Regions from separate parts of the Mus musculus genome. Here region 2 is linked to region 1. Evidence: chromatin loops called from intact Hi-C (ENCODE). Cell type or tissue: heart. All regions are shown on one strand.

Region 1 (8,000 bases):
TCAGCGATCTTCTAATTGTCACTCTTTATTGTTTAGCCCCACCCCACCCCACCCCAGGTCACAATCGATGGGAGACTCAAACACGAGTCACTCACTCCTGCCTCTGTGAACAATATGCCCGTGGGCCAGCCAAAAGGGTTTCCCTTTTGTCTGTTACTCTTTCATGGAATCTTGAAGCATGTCCCAGGTTGGGACTACATGCTAATCCTCAGCACATACACAGATTCAAACAGATACACATGCTCACATAGCTATAGGCTGGACACACTAACATACACTCATGCACACACACACATGTACATCCACTCACTCAGACATATTCATATTACACAAGAACATACATGAACACATAACCTCACATAGACACATGTATACACAGACACATTCACACACTCATGAGTGCTTACCCAGATACACATATACATACACAGGAATACAGATTTGCACATGAAAACATACACAAATACATATTCTCATATATCCACATGGACATATGCATACACAGATATACCTATATGTATATACCTAGATACATACACATCAATTGCACAAATATAGATGATGCACATGTGACTACTTTCTCATACAGTGTGTGTATCTATGTACCTCCTACATTTTTGCTGGGGGAGTGAATAAGATACAAATTCAGCACCCCTCCCCATGAGCTCCCCATGCAGGACTGGTCATTTCATACCTAGGCCATGCTGGGAATGTCTGTATAAGCAGAAAGTCACCTGGTGTGCTCTGCAAGGACCAAGAGGCCCCTGGCAGTGGCTTTTCTTTTAAGTTAGCAGATCAGACTTTTCAGAGAAATGTCAATGACATTCAAATCACCCGTGACGATGGAAGAATGTGTAGCTAGACCCACAACCCAGACCTTTCTCAATAAATCCTGTATGCTACAGAATCCTCTTGCTGCGAGCAGGTAGCAAGTGGAATGAATGGAACAGCAAGCCTGTGCTTTCTGTCAGGCCCCAAGAGAAAACCAGCCCCCAGCCCCTAAGTGCCCAGAGGAGACATAAGGAGGGGCCTTGGTTCCAAGCTGTGAATGTGGCACTGCCTTAAATGCACAGTGCCACCGAGATGCTTAACTAGGACATGTCCACGTGGTAAGCAGATGGACAGGTGAGACAATGACTGACAGAAGCCATACTCTACTATCTTTTCAGTTGATTAGTGAACTGCAGAGGAGGAGGAGAGCTTGGTCTCTCATGGTAACACAATCAAAGCTGCTATCCAAAGGCACGAAGGCCATTCTTCCTAAGTTGTATGTCATCAGCAAGATCCCCAGTTGTTGAAGTTTATAGCCCTATGTGCATGGGGATACATCAGTACAGACACACATTCTCTTATCTATTCCATCAAAATACGTTTAGAGAATTAGCTGGCCCTCGGTATGATACGTCAGCAAAAGTTAGCAATGATGGTGATCCCAGTGAGGTGATCGGATTAATGAGCTACTAAACCCTTCATGCTTTTATGATCTCTTATTACACTAAGTTCTTACAGTTCATATGGCCCTCCTTGTGTCAGAAAAAGAACTCAGAACTGAAACTGTCCTCCTTTATGTCGTTTAAATTTTGTTTTCGATTTTGTGTATATATATATATGTGTGTGTGTGTGTGTGTGTGTGTGTGTGTGTCTGTGTGTCTGTGTGTCTGTGTGTCTGTGTGTCTGTGTGTCTGTGTGTGGGTTGTACAAGTGGATCCAGATGCCTGCTGAGGCAAGAGAGGTATCAGATCCCTAGAATTATAGGTAGTTTCGAGTCATACAAGTATGTATTCTTGGAACCAAAGTCAGTCCTCTGTTAAAAACAGCACTTGCTCTTAACTGCTGAGCCATCTCTCTGACCCCTCGGCTCTGCTTTCCTGATAATGCCTATTTTTATCCGACACTACTAGTGTTTATTATGCAGTTAAAAAATCATCTTGTACAATCACACTGATTCTGCTCCGTTCTTCCCAAAAGAGGGGAGACAGCTTGTAACAAGCTACTGGTGGAATTTTCGTTTTTTCTCCTTCACGCATTGGTGAAGACAGATGACACTACACTCTACAGATAATAACAGCATCAGAATAGAGAGTTCTGAGAGCATGCGGGGAATTAAACCTAAGTTCAGCATCTGAGCTGTGCTTCCTTCATTGGGATGCATAAAGGAAGAGATGGACTAATTGATCGTTTAGACATGATCGTACCGAGCGACAGTTGCTGGCCTTGAGTTCACAATCCTCTGCCTATTTCTCCTGAGTGGTAGGGTTTCAGGCAGAGGCAGCCAGACCCAGCTCTGTCTTTGAATGCAGTGCAACTTAAAGATTTTCATAATGGTTCCCATAAGGACTAGGTCACTTATTCTGAGCACACACACACACACACACACACACACACACACACACACACACAGCTCAGTGTGCATCAGACTGAAAGCCAGGAGACTGAACAGAGGACTTCTCCACAGTCCCTACTTTCATGAGCATATTCTGGCCAAGTGACTATCCCCGCTGAAGGCTGCCTCTGTGGTTCTTAACCTCTTTTGGTACCATCTGAAAATCTGATGAAGAGTATGAATAATCCTCCTAGATAATGCTCATAGGCATTTTTCACACAAACACACACATACACATATCACAACACTCACATATACACACAAACACACACCACACACACATACATATGCACACACTCACATATACATTACATGTACACACAGTCCCAAACACATCACAACACATACATACATACATACATACTTATCACATACATTTACACACATATGCACACACACATCACACACACACATTCACAAACACATCACAACATTTACACACATACATATCACAACACTCACACACATGACATACACTCACACACATATGCACACATTCATATACACATCACACACACTCACAAGCACATCACAACATTCACACACACTCACACACGGATGCACACATACTTGCATACACATCACACACACACGCACACACACGCAAACACACACACACTTGTAGAATAATTCTCCCTCCCCCCCTTTTTTTATTTCCAGGGACTGAAACTCAGGATCTTGTATATATGGTCAGTGATCTAATGCTGACCTATAAGCCTAGATAAGGGTCCCATGGATCAATGTGTAATGACCTTCAACAACTCAATAATTATTGACAGAATACAGATGTTTAACTATGTTCTTTTCTTTTTATAATTTTTGTATTTAAAATTCTGGCTTATTGGGATGTGAAGTATATAACTTAATTAATTTGAAAAATAAAATAAAAATCTGGCTTAACCCTCCTGAAAGGTTCCATATAGCTCATTTGTTTTGATATAGCATATTCAGCATTTAAAAGAGAAAACTTGGAGCCAGGCGGTGGTGGCACACGCCTTTAATCCCAGCACTTGGGAGGCAGAGGCAGGTGGATTTCTGAGTTTGAGGCCAGCCTGGTCTACAAAGTGAGTTCCAGGACAGCCAGGGCTACACAGAGAAACCCTGTCAAAACAAACAAACAAACAAACAAACAAAAATAAAATAAAAAACAAAACAAAAATCCAAACCAAAAAAACAAACAAACAACAACAACAAAAAAGAAAAACTTAAAAGAGAAAACTTGGTAGCTTTGCTGAATTTCTGGAAACTTTTTTTTGCCTTTCTATTAAGAAAGCACAGTGGGCATTGGCTTATGCCTTTTTAGAAATGCTTTATTATAAATTATACTGGAATAAGGAGAGAGATATTAATGTTATAATGACCCACAGAAACTTCATCATAATTCACTCGAACTTCAAAACATACCGTTTAGGAAGAAATAAATGGGTATGTATCTGCTGTAGTGACAGAGGAGAAATTTCACGAAAAATGAAGATAGATTATGGATATATAAAAGCAATATTGCCAAATTACTCTGTGGGAAACTCTATGCCATGAAGTTTAAAATGGGGGCGGGGAGAAGGCTCTGTAGACACTTGGCGCTGTAACTTGTTTTGGAAAAGTTTGGCAATCAGCATAAAGCTACTCTGGAAGATTTAGAGTCAACCCCTAGAAAAGTTTACAATGATCAAAATTTACCATCCTATATTTTTCCCTTGGGGACGGATCACCACAGAGCAAAGAGAAGCTAAGTTGATAATAATTTATTAGGGCTATGTATCACTTACAATGCATAATAAATAATTTTAAAAAACCCACAGCATCCTTCTAAAATCCCCCATATTCATTTCCTAATGCTTACTACAGTGTCTGGAGGACATTTAATTAGATTAGATTTTAGCATTAGTCAGAGAGTTTTAAAAAGCACATTCGAAAGTTGTTCACAGTCCTTCGGATTTATGAAGGGCCCCATTATTTCAGCTTTGTGCAAACCATTTTGAAGTGTGTACAAATCCTGTAGAAACATAGCCCATGCTGTGGGGTTTTACTGGGCTGGGCCAGGCATCCAGTTCTTTGACTTTAACAGCAGGGGGTGCACTGTCTTAGCCATTGTATTCAATGCAAGCAGACAATTACTGATCTCTAAAAATCTTGACCAATAAACAGCACGGAGATTTAGCCACATTTTTAAACATTCAGATTTAAAAAAAAAAACACACAAAACTTCAGTAAACCACTTATGCTTCATATTCCTTCTCTTCCCTCCCTCCCCACTTCAATATTTAAAAAAAGAAAAAAGGAAGAAAAGAAAAAAGAAAACAAAATAATAAACCGAACAACAAGAACAAAAACCAAGTTAGGTTTGAGTTTAGTCTTAGGGCCTTGCCAACGGCCCTGGGTGCGTGCACTCAGTCCCCACAAACGCAGTGTTCTGGTCAGTGCCTCCATCCTCTCAGGCTATGTCCTTTCCTGCTGTGAGAGTTCTCAACGCCTGCTGAAGGCACTTGGCTCCCAGTGGGACAGCTCAGGGCTGCAATGAGTTGCAAGTCTGTGTAGCTGGTGAGTTATGTATGTCCCTTTCCATCCTCGGGGTCCTGTCGGAGGAAGCTCTCAAGCCTTTTCGCGGGACACTGCCCGTGCCAGAGCTGGCAGGCTCACTGGGTCTTTAAAGGTCCATTGGTGGATACGCTCTTGCCCAGCCTGCTGTGCTCAGTGTACCTTGATGGAATATTTCCGCAGTTTGAGAAACTGAAGAAGCTTGTCTTTTGTCCTCTTCTTCAGGGCCATGAGGGCTCGAGTTTTCTCCTCCAAATCTTGGTCGATGGCAAAAATGATCTTGGCCCGCTCCTCTGCCTTCTTGTCTCCGGAGTTCCTGAAGAGCCTCTGCAGGGACTCCTGGTCTATGTTCTCAAAGATGTTGCCCACAGCTTTCTTGCGAGCGGCTGTGTCGAAGTGGTAGCCGTGGATGGACGGGCTTACTCGAAGAGACGAGGACATGCTGGTGGCTTGATGGCTTGGCTTGGCTTTCATCGATGTGGGTCTTCCACGGCTCAGCTTGGGCACTTCCAGGGGAGTCTGTTGTAAAAATCGTCCCAGGACGGCTATTTAAAGGGTGAACAAAGCTCGGGACTCAAATTACACTGGTGACGTCACATTGATCCCAGGGAGGAAAAAACCACAGAACATTAACAGTTGCCTTGCCAAAGATCTGGCTCCGGATGCTAGAATGCATTTCAAAGCTTGTTTAGAGATAGCTGGCTACAAGCTTGCCTCTTTACACCTCAGACGGCATTGTGCCTTACAAACTGGCTCTTCCTTCCAGAAGCCGAAATCAGGAGAGAGAGAGAAAAGAAAAGGCTCCAAATCTTTGCCTACGATTGAAACAAGGAGTTCTGCCAAGCTCAACAGAGTTTCAATTAGTACAAAAGTTTTAAAGTGTGGGCCAGACCCTGGCAGCCTAGGTCTGTGTGCCTTTTGCCTGTCCCTATCAGGGTGAGGGTGAGGAAGTCAGAAGAAAAAAAAAAATGCTTGGGAGGACAGGAAGTCTGACTCTGGAGCTAAAGTTTACTGACATGGCTCAGCCCGAAAGCACAAATCTCAAACTGTACCTGAGTGCTGTATGTAATTTCTGCTGGGAACTGCAATTTAAACAGTAATAGCGGCAGATGGTAGCTCCCCAGCTTGTGTAAGTATTGACAGCAACAACTATTCAAAAGCAAGGAGCAAAGGTTAATGGTGGTGCTGTGGGTACTTAATGCCCACAAGGAATGAGCTGATCTTTTGTTTTGAGGGCTACTTTGGAGTCACTCAGCATTATCAGAATGCTGCTATCTTCATTACACGCTTTTAATCTATTACTTTTGCTATCCACAAGACTCAGATACGTACAGCTGTTCTATGCTAAATGTCACCTTCCTCTGACCTAGAGATTCCTCTTTATGATTCAAATCTCTACTCTCCTTTCTGGTCCTCCAAGAAACTAGAATGGACTTTTAATGTTATTTCACTTATAGTCAAGAAAATCACACACCTATAACCCCATCTGTCTTAGAAGGCTGAGGCAGGCTAGCAAGCTGCAGGACAGACTGAACTACACAGGAATGAATGCCCTGTCTCAGAATTAAATTAAATGAATAAAATAGAAATAAAATCATTTATTTTACCTTAATAAAGTTTATGTCTCACTAGGAGAAAGGAGTGAGACATTTTTGCATATGTCAAAACCTTTTGCATTTTTCAAAACCTTTTGTTTTGAAGGCTACTTTGGAATCACTCAGCATAATCAGAATGATGCTATCTTCAACTTTTAATTTATTACTTGAAGATATGACTATTATGTGAAATTACAGTGTCTTCCTATTACCTGAAAGAAATGTTCACTGTGGATAAGTATGCGCCAGAGTTGCTCAAGCACATAACGGGCAGGGAACTTCTACAAAATCCCAGGAGATGTCCAAGCCAGAGGGCCCCAGCTCAACTGTCACCCTCATCACCGACGACTGTAGTGGCCGTCACCCAGGAGATACAGATAGCTCAGGGGAGGGGCAAGTTAGTTGGGAGACCTTCAATATGAGCTGGTAAGATCCTAGCTGTTCTAGCAATGGGGGGTCTAGTGCACTTGTGAGCATCTGTGGTGTTGGCTGAGATCATCTTCTTCCAATGCCTATTTCCTACCCTTTGCGGGCAGGGATGCTTTCTGAAGATTCACCTCCTCCCAAGCTGAGCCCGTTCAACTCTGTCCTCTCACCAGAGCTGAGACCGCTTATCCTGCATTCTCTACCCTGGCAACACTCTCTACCCAGCACCCAGGGCATTGTTCTTGGGGCCACCCCAATAACTTTTTGAATTTAAAAAAAAATTTAAAGAATGACTTATTTTATGCATATGAATACACTGTAGCTGTCTTCAGACACACCAGAAGAGGGCATCAGATCCCATTATAGATGGTTTATAGATGGTTGTGAGCCACCATGTGGTTGCTGGGAATTGAACTCAGGTCCTCTGGAAGAGCAGTCAGTGCTCTTAACCACTGAGCCGTCTCTCCAGCCCTATTTGTTTTTATTTTATGAGCATTTGGTGTTTACCAATTTTACCTGCTTGTGCGTCTTTGTGATGGTATTAGATCCCCTAGAACAGGAGGTATAGACAGTGATGAGCTGCCTCATGGATGCTGGGAATTGAACCCGGGTCCTCCAGAAGAGCAGGCAGTGGTCTTAACCACTGAGCCATGCCTCCAGCCCCTGGATTCTTTGATAATTTTGTACATGGATATAACATAGTTTGGTCGTTTTCACTCTCCTGTTCCCTCTTACACCCATGTCCCACTCTCGCTGAATTCTTTATTCTTCCCACTAAGTGCCCTCTCTTAACCATGTCTTGTATTTTACTTTTTCATGTTTTACTTTTATTTTATAATGACTCACTGAGTTTATTTAGTGTCACATGCACGAATATGAACAGGGTTTTGTTGTTTTGTTTGTTTGTTTGCTGTTTGTTTTACCAGAGCACAGACAATTTACCAGTTACTCCCACCACTGAAGAATATTACTCTCTCTCCCCAGCAACTCATTACTGGCACTTGCTTCCCAGAGAAGGGCTGGGGCTTCGTGATCCTCACCTCTATCCATATGGAATGTTA
Region 2 (8,000 bases), 87 kb after region 1:
TTCTCTGTCTCTCTCTGTGTCTCTGTCTCTGTGTGTCCTTCTCTCCCCCCCCCCACCCCCATCTCTCTCTCTCTCTTTCAGTGTTGGAGCCAGAACCTGAAGCATTTTTCATGCTACATTCCCAACTCTTGAGTTTTTCTACATTTCAACAGTCATGGTAAAGTTGGAGCTGAGCGCCTGCCATGTAAGCAGAAAAACCTGAGTTCTCTCCCAGAATCCACATAAAGAGACTGGTGCGTCTGGCAGTCACTCATAAACAGAGACCAGCAGGTCTCCAGCATTCACTGGCCAGCCGGCCTAATCTAAATGGCCATTCCCAGGCCAAGTGAGAGAGCCTGTTTCCAATCCAAAGCAGATGATCCCGGAAGACTGATACTCAGAGTTGACCTCCAGCCTCCTCTCGTTATTATCATAAACATCTCGAAGCATTTTCAGACAGAAAAAAAGGACAGGAGCTAAACAACCAAGACCATAGATTTTGATGATAAAACATGACTAAAGTCTTCCCCTTCTTCAAAAAGCAAAACCCGTTCATTAAACGTGAGAGATGAATCATAGGAGTTCGTCCACAGTGTTCTGGAGAGCAAGCAAAACAAAGGAGCCCCCATGAGCTAAGGGCTCTCAGACCGAGATGATGACGACATGACGTGGGAACTAGTTGGAAAAGCAGTCTCCAGGCTGAACTCGGGGCTCGCTGACTCAGGAACCCTGAGAGTGGCCAGAGCACCCATGCCCACCACGTCTTCCTGTGAGGTCAGAGTGTGAGTACCACGCTGCAAATGGGACTGCTTCCCTGTGGTGACTGAGTATGAGCTGTCCCCACCAAATGGTTTTCATGTTCCCCAGCTGGAGTGTGGGGGTGGGGCCTGTGGAGCCTTTAAGGGGTGGGGCCTGTCTGGTCAGCGTAGGTCACTGAGGGGGAGCCTTTGAAGGGTCTAGCCTGGGCCCGGTTTTGTGTTCTCTGATCTACCAGTGTGCTGACTACAGCTGGCAAGAACTCACCACAAGCTATGACCCTCTCCAACTAGGAGCTGAAACAAAGTTCTCTGTGTCTGCATCTGCATGTTGGCAGTGTGATGAGACTCTAAGTAGAGCAAGCCATTAAGAAATTCATTGACGCGGGCAGAATTGGTGGGACTCTGCTCATTTTGACCGCAGCTGTTCTGGTAGGACAGGTTTCCGCATTGGCACAGCTGCAGGCTCACAACCCTTAGTGTGCACTGGCGAGCACTGGGACTCCACACCCCCCCCCCCCATGCTGTCTTGAAATTCCATTAGTGGAGCATAACAACCACACTTAGTTTTCAATCTTATCAAAATGCAAATCCAGAAGGTGGTGTTAATGGCTTCATCCGCTGCCGGCCTCTTACACAACACTGTGTGCTTTAGACTCCTATCTGAGTAGACGGGCTGAAAAATATGAAGGGCACTGAGAAAACTGAACTACCTAAGAACTATGTAGAGCAGGGCATAGCAACAGGTACTTGCAATTCAAGCTCTTGAGAAGCTAAGGCAGGAGGATTTTGAGTTTGAGGCTAGCCCAGGCTACATATTGAGGGAGACCCTGTTTTATAAAACAAAAGGAGGGGAAGGAAGGGGAGAAAGAGGACAGGAAGATGAATTGAAAATGGAGGACTGGAGAGACGGATGGCTCAGGGATTTCCCTGTGGCAGCTGCCTGTGGCTCCAGACCCAGACGACATCTCTGGCAGCAGCAGACACCTGCACTCGTGTGTGCATACCCCATCCCCAGAGATACACACGTATATAATTTAAATGTTTAAAAACTTAGAAGAAAAAGAATAAATAGGTTTTGTCATCCAACGTTCACACACACAAAAACACAGGCACACTTTTTTAAAACCCCTAACATTTTGCCTAGTGTATGTCTGTTCTCTTTAATAATTACACTTAGAAGTCTCCCTGGTGACCATGGAGTCTACAAGAGTAAGAGACGACGGCGAAGCAAACAACATACAAAGAGGTCTTCTTGGAAGTCTCTTCAAAACAGAAATGATCGCCCTTCCCGTAATTTTCCCCCACTGCCTGGAGAGTAAACAGATATTGAGTACTTCCATAGCCTTGATCCGTGAGGAGGAGCAGACACCCCCAAACTCATCAACCGCCATGAGTAGCTAATGACATCCCTGGGTCGTTTTGAACAGGAGAGAGAAGCAGGCTGCTATTCTGGGACTGTTTTCATTCCACAAAAACAGATGCTGTTCCAAAAGAGGAGAGGCCACCAGCCTGGGAGCTCAGAAGCCCCAGGACCAGGACCTTAGAGGTGGATGCTAGGCTTGTACTGCCCAGTTTAGCCAGTCATGATGGGCACCAAGACTCTCTCTGTCTTCACGCAAAGAAGTCGCTCCTGTGCCAGTGGCATCGAGACTCCACCTCTGGAAGCCTTGTGCTGGTCCTCAGGCTCCGTGGTATCAGAAGGGTTGCTTTGGTATGCTCTACATTTTGCCAGTGCTGAGAATGGAAGTGGGGTCCCCATGGCTGAGCTGTACCCCAGAGTCTGCAGTTCTTATACCCAAGCAGATGATTTGGGTTAGATTCTAAAAGTAGAAGGGTTGGGATAGAGAGAGATGGCTCTGTCGGGAGAGCACCCGTCTCACCAAGAGAGAAGCCAAGTTCAGATCCCAGCACCACGTGATAGGCCAGGCGTCCTGGTGCAGCTGGTGCAATGCTGCACCTGGGAATGGGGCACCTGGTTATAAGGTGACGGGGGCAGGGGAGGCTGGAGGGTAGAGGTGTATCCCCAGAGTACATGGCCAGCCAGCCTAGCAGAACTATGTTCCATGAGAGACCCTGTCTCAAAAATGAAAGTGGAAAGTAATTGAAGAAGACACTCAAGGAAAACCTAGCCTTCACACTCACATGAACATACACACACACACACACACACACACACGCACAGGCACATGCACAGGTATGCATGCACACGCACACACACACGCACGCACGCACGCACGCACGCACACACGCACGCACGCACACATACACCTATACCACAAAATAAATGTAAATAAACAGGTATGATGGGATACACTTGTAAAGCTGGTACCAGAAAGGCAGGAACAGCAGAAATCACTGGCTGGCCTGCCTGGCCTAATTGCTGAGCTCCAGATGAGACCCTGCTGAAAGAAAGAAAGAAAGAAAGAAAGAAAGAGAGAGAGAGAGAGAGAGAGAGAGAGAGAGAGAGAGAGAAAGAGAGAGAGAGAAAGAAAGGTGGACGATCCTCAGGAGTGATGTCTGAGACTGGCCTCTGGCCTCCACAAGCACCTACGGGAGAGCACACTCACTGGCATGCATGCGCCCCCACATACACTCACATACATAATTGATATAATCTGGAACATGACATAGGGTGGAACAGCCTTCCGGGGTGGCCAGGGCAGAAATTAGTGTCAGAAAAACACTGAGAGAGAGACTGAGAGAGAGAGAGAGAGAGAGAGAGAGAGAGAGAGAGAGAAGGCAATCAGCTCTGCCTTCCCAGACCGTAGGATCCCAGACTGCAGCCTTTCTTGCTGACAGCCTTGGGAGTGTGGAAACACAGGGCCTTCTCCACTCTATAATGCCTTATGATTAAGAAGGAAGCTTTCCTTCCAGGCCCTTAACAGTGAGTAACAATCCCTAGCAACCATAACAACACAGCAACCAGTTACACTACACTCTGCACACATAAGCTGATAGGGGTTTGTGACAGACAGCGTATCCTGCTGTGTCTCCATCCTGACGGCCTGAAGCTGCTCCCCTGCTCCCCACACTCCCAGGGCTCCAACTATGTTCAGCGGAGGAACCGGGACTCAGAGCGTGGTGGGTGTCACAGACAGGGAGGCTGGTGTGAATGTGTCCAGTGGGCTTTACACGGTCCACCTGCAGACACGAATCTGAAGTCGACTTTGGCCCTGTGGCAGTACGGCGGCAACAGTGTGTAGTCTGGACAAGCTATTTTACTGGTTTCCTCACACACACACACACACACACACACACACACACACACACACACACACATGTGCACGTGCAGTTTATATTCTTTTATGTGTACTTGGTATTTTATGAGAAGGTTGGGCTTTGTGGTAATGAACAATCAGGGAGACCAATTGATTGTTGCCCTGATCAATTGATTATTGCCTTGATCAATCAATGCTTTGGACCCATCCTGAGCTGCAGTGGGGTTCAGGACACTCTTAGGGGGAAAGGCTTGGCACACACTGAGTTTTCCATAGTAGGAGGGCACATGTCCCACCAAGGGAAACACGGCTGGGATAAGGGAAAGCAAGAGAAAGATACTTCATTTCCATGGTGCTATCTGCCTTTTTTTCTCCTGTATTTTTTAAGACAGAACCCCAACTAATTGCTCTCTAAGCCTGGCAGCCATGTGGCTTCTCCCGTGTACCTGACCTTCCGTGTGATCTCCCCAAAGCTTGCTCCTGTTGCTGAATTCCTAATTTGTCTCCATTTAAGCTTCCTGGACAGATAACACTGATCGTGGAGACAAGGAGAGCGTCTCTCCTGTTAAAATAAATCTATCAGGGTTTTCCTTTATCATATCTATTGTACATCATTATCATTATTAACTTCAGCTTTTACAAATAAACTGCCGTTTGCTCTTGAGCCCAGAGAGAGCCATCTGTGCTGATTTAATGTGGTTCTGGCTGAAGGCATCACCTGGGGTGAAATAACTTCTCAAGGTCTTCCCAGGGCCCCTGTGGAGAAAAGAAAGACTTCCAAAAATATGCATATTTCCGCCTGAGACAAGCAAACACAGAATCCGCGCCTTTGAGCGTGCCGTAAAGATTTGTAGGTTGCTACTGCCCTCTTGTGGTCAATAGCCAGATCTGCAAGCAAAAACTAAGCAATCAAAAGCCATTAGGGTTAGAGTTGGGGTCAGAGTGCAAAGGGATGTTGGCATATAAATTCTGCACAGTTACAAAGCAGCAGCATAGAAAATTATTCCAGTAAGTCATATGACATCCACCATGACCCAAGTCCACATTTAAATCAAAATTCTCAGATCATATACTGGGAGTTGAGCTCAGTCAGTCTTCCTAGGACTCAGAGATGAGCAGGAGACACAGATGCGGTCCGCCCCTGCCTCAGTGTCCTCTGCACTCATCTCTATTCTGTTGCATGCAGGGGCTGCCCCATTGACCCTGCCCCCACGCTCGCTGGATCAGTACCAACTGCACAGTCAGAAAAGAACCCAGGAAGTGGACTCTAAACCCCAGGAGCTTGACACCAGTCTAGCTAAGAATTCCAATCTCCCACACTCCAGAGCACAATCTAGACACTGCTGGCTGTGGGGTAACCTGGGCTCCCCAGACAATCAGGGTGTCCGAGCCAGCTTGTTGGGTCTTTCTTTTGTCGGTAGGCTAATGCCCTAAGTTTTTTCCCAGCAAAGGGTTAAAGAAAGAGTCTACAGGCTCAAACTGTGGGTTAAAAGTGACTAGTGAATATTATATATATTATCCACATGCATGGATCCTTGTCACCCTTTGCAGCCAAGCATTGGTGTTGACAGCAGTGACTTGTGGTACCCAGCAGTGCCCCATGAATTGTCCCCAGAGGGAGATGACAACAGCCTGCCACTGCAGTGCATGACGATCCTGGCCTTTCCCTCTGTGCTGTGCTGAGACACAGTGAAGTTCATCGTTCACATTGTGACTGTGGTGATTTACATCTTTCTTTTTTTCCCTCTGTGTTTAAGTAACTGAAATGCCAGCAGGCACGTGTGGATGTATTTTATTTGTATGTTTGATTAGTCACACTATTAATGACTACTGTCTGTGTTAGTTGACAGATGAGACTTAAAAAAAAGTATTTGTATGAGAGAAATCATATCAATGGATGATAAAGTAACAAGTATGTATATAATTAATAAGTAATTTTGGAGTCATTTTGCTAGAAAAGGCTGTGTGCCTCGTTGGCTCTAAGGGAAAGTCTTTGGTGCAAGATTCCTGACACAATCAAAAGCTGTCCCCATCTCTAATGTTGGTTAGGCTTGGGGTCAGAGTGTACAGGGATGTTGGCATGTAAAGTCTACACACACTTCACAGTTACAAAGCAGGGTAGCCCAGAGAGAGGATTCCAGCCCAGGGGGAAGAGAGGTGACACGGGCTCTAAACAAGCTACCTCACAGAGCACATATTACCCGCAGGTACCTGTCTGTAAGAGGGATAAAGCCATGTGAGCGACTAAAGGTAACGTGGAATAGGGTTGGCGTGCTGGCTCTGCAGCTGCCACGAAAGCCCACGGCCCCAAAGATTTGTGAGTTTATAAAGCAAATGACTTTGCAAAAAAAATTCATTTATTTTTTTTTTGATGATGCTTACACTCAAGAAAGCAGTTTTTAATGTTCCTAAGAAGCAGATGCTAAGCTGCAGGCACTAAGCAGCAATTGCTCTCAGAAAGCCGTAAAGCCCGACTTCTTTATTATCTTTACTGTTAAATGAGCAGAGCAAGAGACAAGCGTCTCCTCCATTAGCAAAGTAAATACAACATCTGTGCAGGGGTAGAGTCAGGACCGACCTCCTCCTCCTCCTCCTCCGCACAAGGCTCGGCACGGGGCTCGTTGTCTGGGAGCAATAATTGACTAGCAGGTACTGAGCGTTGTATCTCAGATCTAAAAATTGAGTCAGATCTGGACTATAATGTTGAAATCCTACCCCCTTTTTGTTTTTCCTTCTTCTTTCTTCCTTCTCCTTCCTCCCATGCTTCCTTGCTCTTTTCTTTCTCCCTCCCTCCCTCCCACCCCCTTTTCTTTCTGGAGGATCTTTAATTTAATACTTATTTGGAAAAAATGAATGACGATTGTCAAATGAACCGGAGAAGACTCCTTTGGGCCTCGATTTGGACTCTCTGCCTTCACTTCACACCGGGAAAGCTGAGAACGTTGTGTCCCTCTCAGAGGCCAGCCCAGGGGTCAAGGCAGACCAGCGCCGCTGAGCACCTTCGTGGCCCATAGGTTGACTGCTTTAATGGTTTTGTTGTTTGGCCATTAAAATCGTATTGAATCTTTACTGCTCTTCTTACAAATAACCAAAACTAATTCTAGCTGTACGTGGACAGAAACTTTAAAGGAACCAGTGTCTTCCTGTTTCCTACATTGGTGGCAGAGGCAACTTGTGCTAAGAGGGTCTTGTGCAAACAGCTTTGACCTTTGGAAGGCTAGCCCTGTCTCCACAGACAAGAACTGACATCAGCATCCTCCGAAAACAAAGTTTATAGCTTTGTTAAGAGACTGTATGCTCAGGACTGGGGTGCAGCCTAGCATTTGCCAAAAATGCTTGATGCCCTGGTGTCTGCAAGGGTTTTAATGACTTAAAAACAACTACCAAACAAAGGCTGAGGGGGAAGAGGGTGGAGAGAGATCTCAGCAATTAAGAGCACTTGCTGCTTTTGCAGAAGACCCAAGTTTGGTTCCCAGCACACAAGTTTGATGCCCTCTTGTGGCCTCTGATCACCAGCACACACACAGACAAACGGACACACAGACGTACGCACAAACTAAAAATGACATAACTAAGTTTAACAATTTCACGTGGCTCAGCTGGCACGGAAGCCTCTGGTTGTAAGCTGCACCAGGTTTGCCTGAGTGATGTCCCCAACTTTCCATCAAGAATTTCCACCCAGCCCCCAACCTTCCTTGCTGAGATCTCGGTGAACACCGCGTCTTGACTCTTCCCCATCAGTTTGAAGGGAGGACTCTCTCTTCCCCATCAGTTTGAAGGGAGGACTCTCTCTTCCCCATCAGTTTGAAGGGAGGACTCTCCGCCCAGCGGTGTGAGGAATGCATAGCCGGTGCCTTAACTTGCTCCTTTCCATCCTCTTAAAGGTAAATAAATATCCAGCTTAGCTTAGTCCTGCGTCTGCGCTTCTGGGTTCTCTTTGGATGAGATTTAAGCATTTAGTATTTAAGGTGACTTTAAGTAAAGCAAATTCCCTTCCTTACTGTGGGTGGGCCTCTTCCACTCAGGGAATGTCTTACAGAACAAA

Evidence for each region. Peaks named below come from ENCODE experiments on the same cell type or tissue, not always from the same donor. Only the 100,000 strongest peaks of a DNase experiment are listed, where the experiment ranks them.
Region 2: it touches region 1 in a loop (5-fold over the local background); 16 of 42 quality-filtered maps call a loop at or near these places.

Annotation. Positions count from the first base shown.
Region 1 is chr8:24,433,505-24,441,504 of GRCm38, forward strand. It overlaps Tcim (transcriptional and immune response regulator), which reads right to left and starts at 5,442. Exons shown (of 1, transcript NM_026931.3): 1 at 3,668-5,442. The coding sequence starts at 5,392. The coding sequence ends at 5,072. In heart, a CTCF peak has its summit at 4,438 (motif pointing right); DNase peaks (open chromatin) are centred at 4,437, 4,957 and 5,437; H3K4me3 peaks cover 2,316 bases; H3K27ac peaks cover 2,371 bases.
Region 2 is chr8:24,520,472-24,528,471 of GRCm38, forward strand. No RefSeq gene overlaps it. Among named protein-coding and RNA genes, the nearest start is that of 9130214F15Rik, 21 kb to the left of the region's middle. In heart, a CTCF peak has its summit at 4,838 (motif pointing left); DNase peaks (open chromatin) are centred at 890, 1,230, 3,810 and 5,209; H3K27ac peaks cover 2,096 bases.